Linked DNA regions of Homo sapiens: region 2 is linked to region 1. The links are chromatin contacts, found by Hi-C or POLR2A ChIA-PET in ENCODE. All regions are on one chromosome and are shown on one strand. Each heading gives the region's core, a stretch centred on a gene start or an enhancer-like site at or near the end of the contact. The rest is flanking DNA. Distances are from core to core; before and after follow the strand shown. Region 1 has its middle 19 kb from the start of CABLES1. Region 2 overlaps CABLES1 (Cdk5 and Abl enzyme substrate 1).

The links. Hi-C counts contacts between places; a loop is a spot of excess contacts on that map. ChIA-PET counts read pairs that join two places held with the same protein, here RNA polymerase II (POLR2A).
Region 2: a loop to region 1 is called in a map of astrocyte of the cerebellum, with 2.8 times the contacts of the local background. The contact joins two enhancer-like sites. A Hi-C loop is called at or near these places in 2 of 168 maps with a recorded cell type or tissue (astrocyte of the cerebellum and ovary). POLR2A ChIA-PET finds 5 or more read pairs at or near these places in 2 of 52 experiments (both activated T-cell).

Annotation. Positions count from the first base shown.
Region 1 is chr18:23,113,361-23,118,620 of GRCh38, reverse strand. No RefSeq gene overlaps it. Among named protein-coding and RNA genes, the nearest start is that of CABLES1, 19 kb to the left of the region's middle. Within about 2 kb of position 3,985, at least 13 of the 41 ENCODE cell types and tissues checked have a DNase peak (open chromatin) inside an H3K27ac peak, as active enhancers do.
Region 2 is chr18:23,178,252-23,183,130 of GRCh38, reverse strand. The region is part of intron 1 of CABLES1 (Cdk5 and Abl enzyme substrate 1); the gene reads right to left. Among named protein-coding and RNA genes, the nearest start is that of CABLES1, 45 kb to the right of the region's middle. RefSeq lists an enhancer at 1-258 and a silencer at 2,445-2,494. Within about 2 kb of position 2,855, at least 8 of the 41 ENCODE cell types and tissues checked have a DNase peak (open chromatin) inside an H3K27ac peak, as active enhancers do.

The DNA.
Region 1 (5,260 bases), core at 2,736-5,235:
AAATAATGTTTTAAGTTATTTACCATTTACACTAATTGATTTTCCCTCCCCAATCTTTGAGTGCAATTAACATTCTAGAAAGACACTCCCCATTTATCCTGGGACAGTCTCCCAGGCACACCAGCAAGTATCCTCTTGCTGAAGAGAACACAAATGTTTGGCACATCAAGTAGCTGCTCCACAAATTCGAGTTCCTATCCTCCCTGGGAACAGAACCATTCCGGGACAGGACTTGGAGGGAACCCCTGCTCCATTGGCATGGGCAGGAGGCTGGGTGAGTGCCTAATGTCCCAAGCAGGGCCTTAGGAGGCATTATCCCATGAAATCCAAGGCTGCACAGGCTCCCTGCTCTTCATCATTAACAGCAGTGGCTTGTCAGGATGTGGCCCTGCCACCTTCCTGGACCCACCTTCCTGGATCTGTCTCTTACACTGTAGCCCTATGGAATTATCTCAGCTTGGCATCTTGGCACATTTCTTTGGCTGATTCTCCTTCTCGATTCTTCAAAACCCAGTTTAAACCACCTCTTCCCAGTGGAGTCTTCCAAGAGTCCCAGGGCTTCTTCGTGGCTCCACGGCTCCCACACTGCAGTCCTCCTCTCTTTGGCATTTGTTGCCTTGCATGGTGATCGCTGTCTGTCTCTGACTTTCCTGGGAATTCCTTGAGGACAAGGACTCTGTCTTATTCATCTTTAAATTCTTAGCCTACCCTAGTGCCTGGCACATAGTAGGTACTCAGAAAGAAGAAAGTATTTCTGAAATGCATGAACATACCAAGAGCTACGAGGTCCCATTTAGGGACTGACACATGCTACTGGGAAGTTCTGGGGAAGTCTCGTACATAGGTACATTTAATCTGAGCCTTAAAGAACAAATCCCACGGGGCACAGTGACTCATGCCTGTAATCCCAGCATTTTGGGAGGCCGAGGTGGGTGGATCACCTGAGGTCAGAAGTTCAAGACCAGCCAGGCCAACATGGTGAAACCCCGTCTCTACTAAAAATACAAAAATTAGCTGGGCATGGTGGTGCGTGCCTGTAATCCCAGCTAGTCAGGAGGCTGAGACGGGAATCGCTTGCACCTGGGAGGCAGAGGTTAGAGTGAGCCGAAATCACGCCACTGCACTAGCCTGGGTGACAGAATGAGACTCTGTCTGAAAAAAAAAAAAAAAAGGAAAGAAAGAAAGGAAGGAAGGAAGGAAAGAAAGAAAGAAAGACAAACCCTCACATACTGGACAAAAGGGAAAAGTAGGCATTTTAGGCAGAGAAAACAGTAGGCATTTTTTTTTTTGAGACGGGATCTCACTCTGTTGCCCAGGCTGGAGTGCAATGGCATGATCTCGGCTCACTGCAACCTCCACCTCCTGGGTTAAAGCGATTCTCCTGCCTCAGCCTCCTGAATAGCTAGAATTACAGGCACCTGCCATCATGCCTGGCTAATTTTTGTATTTTTAGTAGAGATGGGGTTTCACAATATTGATCAGGCTGGTCTCAAACTCCTGACCTTGTGATCCGCCTGCCTCGGCCACCCAAAGTGTTGAGATTACCGGCGTGAGCCACCGTGCCCGGCCCAAAAATGGCTTATCTTTAAGCATGAGAGGGGAGGGAGAGGAACCGGGGAGGCAGGTGGCACTTAGGTCACACAGCTTAGGAGACAAATGTTAATGGGTTGTTTGAAATTGGTTCAGGATGCAGGACAATTCTTTGTTGTGGGTGACTGCCTCACACACTGCAGGTCACCTGAGTCCCTGGCCTCACATAAATATTAACAGTGTCCCCCAACCATTATGACAACCACATATGCCCTTCACATGTCCACAAAGCTTCCTGTGGGTGGTGTCCCCTGGGTGTGGAGTACCACTCACCCCCATCCCTGCTGAGACCCACCAGCTTAGAAGAAGCCTGCAGGAGCTGGAGGATGAGACTGCAGTCCCGGAGCAGGATTCCAGGTGTGGAATCTATCAGTAAAGTCTAATCTGAGCAGTTTGGACTTGAAGGAGCTTGTTTATCCCAGAACCTAAGACTCAGAGAAACAGCCTGGGATTGAACACTGAAATTCCTCCCGCAACATGCCAGTGTGGAGCTGTGGAACCCTATGAGGTCGGTGGCCACCGGCACCTCTCTCCCTGCCAGGGGAGTGGCACCTGCCTAGTGGCCTGATGGGCCCCGTGGTAGTCTCTGCTGATTCTCAGGTTGGGGTGTGACAGGCAGTCCCTGAGCCATGTGTTATCCTTGAAGAGCAACTACTCCCAGGGGCAATGAATCTTAGAGGTTAAGAGTTAAACGTAGCGGCCGGGCACGGTGGCTCACACCCGTAATCCCAGCACTTTGGGAGGCCGAGGCAGGTGGATTACCTGAAGTCAGGAGTTCAAGATCAGCCTGGCCAACATGATGAAATCCCGCCTTTACTAAAAATACAAACAATTAGCTGGGTGTGATGGTGGGCATCTGTAATCCCAGCTACTCGGGAGGCTGAGTCAGGAGAATCGCTGGAGCCCAGAAGGCAGAGCTTGCAATGAGCCAAGATCATGCCACTGCACTCCAGCCTGGATAACAAGGGCAAAACTCCATCTCAAAAAAAAAAAAAAAAAAGAAGAAGTAAACATAGCAGCATGATTCACAACAGCCAAAACATGGGCACAACCCAAATGTCCATCCATAGATGAATGGATAAACAAAATGTGGTGTATACAAACGATGGAATGTAATTCAGCCTTAAGTAGGAAGGCAATTCTGACTCATACTACAACGTGGATGAACCCTGAGGACGTTACGCTCAGTGAAACAAGCCAGTCACCAAAGGACAAATAGTGTATGATTCACTCATGTGAGGTCCATGGAATCATCACGCTGTTAGAGACAGAATAGTGGTTGCCAGGGGCTTGGGGAAGGAGGGAATGAGGAGTTAGTGTTTAATGGGTACAGAGTTTCAGCTGGGGATATGAAAAAGTTCTAGAGATGGTTGGTGGTGATAGTTGCATACAATGTCAATGTACTTACTGCCACAGAACTATCCACTTAAAAATGGTTAAGATGGTCACTTTTATGTTATGTTTATATTGTCACTTAAAGAAAAAAAAAAAGCAACTGCTCGATGCAGAGACTAGAAGTCAAGCCCCGGCTCTGCTATTCACACCAGGGTGTGGTGGGTCTTGGCCAAGTTCATCTCTCTCGGACTCAGTGTCCCTGTGAAAGAGGGATCGTGACTATACTCTCCCCACAGTGGCAATGTGGGGAACTCTTGAGATCTGAGTATAAACCTGGGGGCACAGTGCCTGCCTGGCACATTGGGGGTACTCAGGAAGTGTGGTTATTATGGTGGTTACAGGTTTTACTATTTATTGCTTATAGAAGCAGCCCAAATGCTTCTATGGACTGTCTTTTCCCCTGCAGACACTCCCACAGAAGCATTTGGGGCACTGGCTTAACAGCAAGGTTACAGGTTAACTGACCATGAATGACTGAGATCTAGGACAGGGTGTGTGTAATCTCTCTGCGTCTTCCTGCTGGTTCAACATTCTCTCCTCCCACAAGAACCAGTTCCCAAGGGTACTCCACGCAACTTCACGTTGCCCTGCTTATCTGACCCCCAGAGGAACACTTCTTCCAGTGAAAACCTCCACAGTTCCCATTTAGACTCCTGCGGAGAGTTGCTCATTGCTGTTGACAGCAATAATAGTTCGTTTTCTTTTATTTTGATTAAATAATAGCTTGATTGGAAAGTGTTTCCCGGTGCAGCAATTAATAACTGGCTGGAGTTGCCAAGGCTGGAGGTAAGGCCAAAAGCACTTCACCCAGCTAGTCACTCATTACCCAGGAAATGTTAGACCTGGAGGCTATTCACTGCTGGTACAAACTCTGAAATTGGTAGGGAGAAAAAGGAAAAAAAGAAAAACAGCCTAAGCAATTTCCTTTTAGGTAATGAAAAGTTTAAAAATGGAGTAGCGTGTTGCCATAGCCACCATCTCTGGCTCTGGGCTGGCCTCCACGCTGGCATCCAGCGGACGGCATTTGACATGGTTTTCAGCAGAGGCAGCTGTGCCTCTTAAGTACCCATAATGAATATCTGCAGCTCCAGGCTCCCTCGGAAATCCTCAAGCCTTCACTTGTCACCTAATTTCCTCGGGAAGTGTTTCTAATTACACATTTCTTGCTGCCGGCTCCAGGTCAAGTCTTTTTGTACACAATATGCGAATTACATAAAACCACAAAACAGTGAGGGGACTCTGGAGTGATCAAAATTGCCATGTAGTTGTTTTAACTTAGTAGTTAAGCATCCGTGGGTGTAATAGGATGTCATTTGCATGAGCAAAAACAACATTAAAGGAACATCACGTGTTTCATTCTTGAGAACTCTTTGTAGGGGTCAGAACCCATTTCAGCAAGATATCTATATAACAATAGAATTTCCAACTCTAACACATGGACTGTTTATTTTAACTACAATAGCAGGGGCTTTGTAAAGAGAGACTTGTTTTGTACTGTTACCTGGGATCTGCCATTTAGGGACCTAAATGGCAGTTTTGTTTCCTGGAAGTGAAATAATCCTTATCTTTGGACTCTCTTAGTTTAGGAAATTCTCCAAGACGTAAAGCAACATTCACCAACTATTCTTAGAGAAAACTCTGAAATCTAGTTAAATTTATGTCCAGATGCTACTGTTTGGGTGTTAAGGTTTTTTTTAGAGTTGAGTAAATTGGAGGATTCTTTAGCTCTTAAAGAAGCGGCATAAATGGTTTTCTAAAAAAATGGGTTTTGACTGGACTGAGGCAACCCCCTCCCACACCGCAGTGTTTTGGAAGACTGAGCCTGTGCGGGATGGAGAGGTACGGGGGACTCTGGTTGTCTTCGTGGGGCCATGGAATTTTGCTCAAGTGAGCCCCCAGGCCATGCCCATGGACGTCCCAGAACCAGGGATGGCTGGTTCTGGCACCAGCTTGCAGCTGAGGCAAGACCTGTCCTGTCTTGAGGACATTATGCTAAGTGAAGTAAGCCAGTCATGGAAAGACAAATACACTGTGATTCCACTTGTATGAGGTACTTAGAGTCATCAGAATCATAGAGACAGAGTGGTGGTAGCCAGGGGCTGGGGGGAGGAGGGAAGGGGAGTTAGTGTTTAACGTACAATTTCAGTTTTACAAGATGAAAAGAGCTATGGAGATGGGTGGTAGTGATGGTTGCACAACAATGTGAATGTACTTAATGCCACTCAACTAACTGTACCTTAAAAATTGCTAAGATGGTGGCGGGCTCAGGGACTCA
Region 2 (4,879 bases), core at 1,606-4,105, 66 kb before region 1:
CAGGAAGAGAGGCCAACCATCCACACTGATGAGGGGACGCAGGCCCAGAGGCCTGACCATCCCGAAGGCCCTCCTCACTAATGCTCTGTCGTCATCCTGATTTGCAGCGACTCTGAGGACCCCGGAAAGTGAGAGGCAAAATGGAGCTGTGTGTGGTCCAGGTACCTTCCTCAGCTCTGTTGGAGGTGTCCTCTCTCCTGAGCCTGGTAAGCAGAGTGCCCTGAAGAAAGCGCTGAGAGACAGGTGAGCGCCTCACTGCTGTCCCTGCCAACCAGTGAGGGTGCAGCAGTGTCATCGTGGGGCCTGGTGGGGCAAGCTGATCAAGGCCAATCCCCTATGCAGTCACCTGGGGCAGCAGCTCAGTCCGAAGGACAACGTGAGGCAGTGGGCACCCAGGGGAAAGCTCTGGCCCGAGAGTTAGGACCAGCCCACTTCGTGGAAGGTGACCCTTGGCCTCAGTCTGCTTCCAGTATGAAATGAGAAAGTAGCGTAGATTGATGCTCTCAACGCTGTCTGCACATCAGAATCCCCAGGGAGCAACAAAATCACCAAAGCCTGAGCCCACCTTGAGATTCTGATTTACTGGTCCGGGTGTGGCTGGATAAACGGGGTTTTAGACACTCCCGGGGGATTCTAGTGAGAAGTACAGTTGAGTCCCATTGAATAGCTCCAGTGTTCTGTGCAGGCCAAAGGCGGGTGAGAACCTTCTCCTAACATTCCACTTATTTACCTTACTTTCCTGCATCAGCAAACTTGGGATGGAAATGATCATAACCAACCTCCAGATAATAGGTGGTCTCCTTTATCCTTGAATGAGGAACTTTTAAGGTTCAACAAGCAAGAAGAAAGAGAGCTAGTTAGCCTGGAGCACTGAGGCCCGCAAAAGACCAAAAGGCTTTCAAGTATAAACAGGTGGATGATATGTATAATATATGCACATTACATGGGTGTGAAGAACCAGTTCTGTGTTCTCTGAGAGCAAAACATGAGCTCTGAGAGCAGAAAACGACTTGGGTAAATACCTGGGCCAACCACCTCTCTACTCACAAAAAAGGCAATTTCCTTAATGGCTCTAGTGTTCCCCATGGGTGTACCCCCCTTCCTGGCTGCACGCTGGGCCACTGGATGGCACAGTTGCTTCTTCACAGGTGTGGAAGAGGTGAGAGTGTCTTGGATACCTCAAGTACACAGGTGAGGAAGGAGCTGAGGTCATGATTACTTCACATCTGTCCAGACAGTTATTATGACCAAATAAACCCCAAGCATAGAAACAACTTATTAACACAGTCACAAGACACCCAAAAGCTTGTCATTATTTGCTTTGGTACTTATGTCTTTCTCTCACTCACCAACCTCCCTCTCCCAAACAAAATGGAAACACCCTAGAAGTGAGCTGCTTGGGAGGGGCCATGCTGTCACAGCCTGTGTGTTCCTAGGAAGGGACCATGCTTGGCCAACAGCAGGTACTCAATCATGGCTGGCTGAATACAGGAACAAATTCCCCTCACCAGGTAGGTGGGTATTCCTGGACTTTTCCCAGAGAGCACCTGACCTTCTGACCTTCCATTCAATGCTTTTCTATACACAATTATTAGTGGGCATCTTTTTTTTTTTTTTTTTTTTTTTTTTTTTTTGAGACGAAGCTTTGCTCTTGTTGCCCAGGCTGGAGTGCAATGGTGTGATCTTGGCTTACCACAACCTCTACCTCCCGGGTTCAAGCAATTCTCCTGCCTCAGCCTCCCAAGTAGCTGGGACTACAGGCGCATACCACCACATCCGGCTAATTTTTTTGTACTTTTAGTAGAGATGGGGTTTCACCATGTTGGCCAGTCTGGTCCTGAACACCTGACCTCAGGTGATCCACCCGCCGAGGCCTCCCAAAGTGCTGGGATTACAGGCGTGAGCTGGGATTACACCGCGGCTGGCCTAGGGCCGCTTTCTTTAATACATGCATTCCCAGTCTGGTCAACAGAGTCCAGAAATCCTCCTCAGCTTCCCAATGCCCCAGGACAAGGAGGTTATGGGTAAGGAGTCAGGGCTGGACAGCAAGAAGTCCCACTTCAACCTTATAGACTCTGGGAACCTACATGTTCTAGCCTCCTTTACCGACTTAGTCACCAAGCCTCAAGGAGCCCAATCAGGACCCAGCAAGAAAAGGCTTGGGGCATATTAGCCTAGAAAGCAGGGTTGGCCCTTGAGGCAACTAGAAAATCCCTTTTTTGTTACAGAATCTCTGACTTTCTGGGCGGAAGCCTCCATCCCCTGCTTCTTGCATCCCTCCATCCCCCCACCACAGACATAATCTTTTGCTCTTGAAATGGTGTTCAGCTCATGCAGAAAAGGTGTCCTAAAAAGTAGGGTACAAATCTGTAGTTTGTAACTGTTTGACTATGGAAGCCTACTACTTAAAGGAGCCCTAAAATGAAAAACTATATATAAACCCAAGAATTAAAATCAGCTGCGCTTAGTGGCATGCACCGGCAGTCTCAGCTACTCAGGAGGCTGAGGCACGCTTGAACACAGGAAGTCGAGGTTGCAATGAGTTATGATCGCATTACTGCACTCTAGCCTGGGTGACAGAGTGAGACCCTGTCTCTACAAATAAATAAGTAAACACATAAGCCCAAGAATTGTACTATCATGTGTATGTCATTTGTGAAATGCTGGTTTTCAAATACTAGGCTCTCTTAAAGGAAAATGCCCCTCCATCACCCTATTGTTATTTCCTTCATTTCCCTAGCAGCATCTTAAGCTGTTGACTGCCACAGCACCATCAGCCTGCTCCTCACATTCATCAGATAAGTGATGATAACATTGTTCGTGAGTTGGCAAACTTCAATGCCAAGATTCCAGATGCTCCTCCAGCAGAAGTCCAATCAGACTGCGCTCACTTAAAAAAAACAAACTGTTGGCCAGGCGCGGTGGCTCATGCCTGTAATCCTAGCACTTTGGGAGGCTGAGGCGGGTGGATCACGAGGTCAGGAGATCGAGACCATCCTGGCTAACACGGCGAAACCCAGTCTCTACTAAAAATTAAAAAAAAAATTAGCCGGGCGTGGTGGCGGGCGCCTGTAGTCCCAGCTACTCAGAAGGCTGAGGCAGGAGAATGGCCTGAACCCGGGAGGCGGAGCTTGCAGTGAGCCAAGATTGCGCCACTGCACTCCAGCCTGGGCAACAGAGCGAGACTCCGTCTCAAAAAACAAAAAACAAAAATAAAAACAAAAACAAAACAAAACTGTTTCACCCTAGTACACGTGTTCACAGATGAAGAAAAAAAAGTCAGCTGCTACCTCTTAACAGAAGATACACAGACCCTTAAAGCAAAACGGCCTTCCCTTCAGCCTGAGGACACATCCATTAGACACATGCTTTGTTTTGTTGTCCACGGATCTAAAGCTTTGTCCAGCAGCAAAAGTGCCGATGAAAGTAAGCATGGCCCTTACTGCTCACCTGGCAGCAGCTGCTTGTTAGACCCTGGAGGAACTCCAAGAGGAGAGCCACAGAGTCTGACACTACAGTGGCATACTGGCCGGGCCAGGTCACCAGGCTGGGGTGACTGGAGGAGCATTTGGTCTTGACCAGTCAGCCTGATGCCATCCATACCTCTGAGCACTGGGCACACAGCTGGCTTGGAAGGAAAACCTCCTCCCCGAGCCTCAACTAACACGCTGAAAGCCAGATCCATATCCAGAATACAGACCAAAGGAATTCAAAATCCCTGGGGTGGGGGAGTCACTGGGATTTTTCTTGTAAAGGAAGGAAGACAGGATTATCTTTAAGAAAAGGAGGGATGGTTAGATTTTTTTAAATTAGACACAATGGGAAGAAACCGTTTTTTCTTTATTTTTTTAGACGGAGTCTCTGTCTCCCAGGGTGGAGTGCAGTGGCGCGATCTCGGCTCACTGCAACCTCTGCTTCCTGGGTTCAAGCGATTCTCCTGCCTCAGCCCCCTGAGTAGCTGGGATTACAGGGACCCGCCACAATACCCGACTAATTTTTGTATTTTTAGTAGAGACAGGGTTTCACCGTGTTGGCCAGGCTGGTCTCGAACTCCTGGCTTCAGGCAATTGGCCCGCCTCGGCCTCCCAAAGTGTTGGGATTACTGGTGTGAGCCACCACGCCCGGCCAAGAAACTGGTTTTGAATCTGGCTATGTTTTAAAGTCTCCAGCTGATGAATCAGGCAAAAACCAAATTAAAATCAATACACTAGAGTTGCCAATCAGCTTGTTCAAATAAGGTCTGTTTCTACATTTTCATAGGCGGGTCAAGAAAGCGACTCTCTAAATGTTTACAGAGAATACAAAAGGCTCTTGGCTTGCCTGAGTTTACTTTTGTTTCAAGGGCTCTCATCAGACTTGCCAAATCCTGAAAAATCAAGGTGTGAGGTTATCTTGGTATATGGGGCTATTTAGAGCTGACAGGAACTGCTGCTAGGATTTAATAGCTGGCCAGAAATTCATCCCCAAAGATCTCCCAGTCTACCCTGCCCACTGCTGTCCTGCTAATCTTGAAAAACACTCTTTCCCTCATGTCAGTCCCTACTTGAAGATCCAGTGATACCCCCTGGGAACAAGTTCAAACTCTTTTGACAAAGGGTCTAGAGGGAAGGTCAGAACACAGCAGCAGACACAGCACACCTGGCCGCCATGAAGGTACATGCCCAGGGTCCCTGGACAGCCTTAGGGTATCAGGACATCAGGCGGCCAGCCCAGGGTCCCTGGACAGCCTTAGGGTATCAGGACATCAGGCGGCCAGCCCAGGGTCGCTGGCTCAGTGGCAGTGCTGCATTCTAATTCATACTTGGCCTCGTCCCAGAGGGAGGGGCCCTGCCCTGCTGCTGTAGGGGCACACAATGGAATACGCAGAAGGGTAGAACCA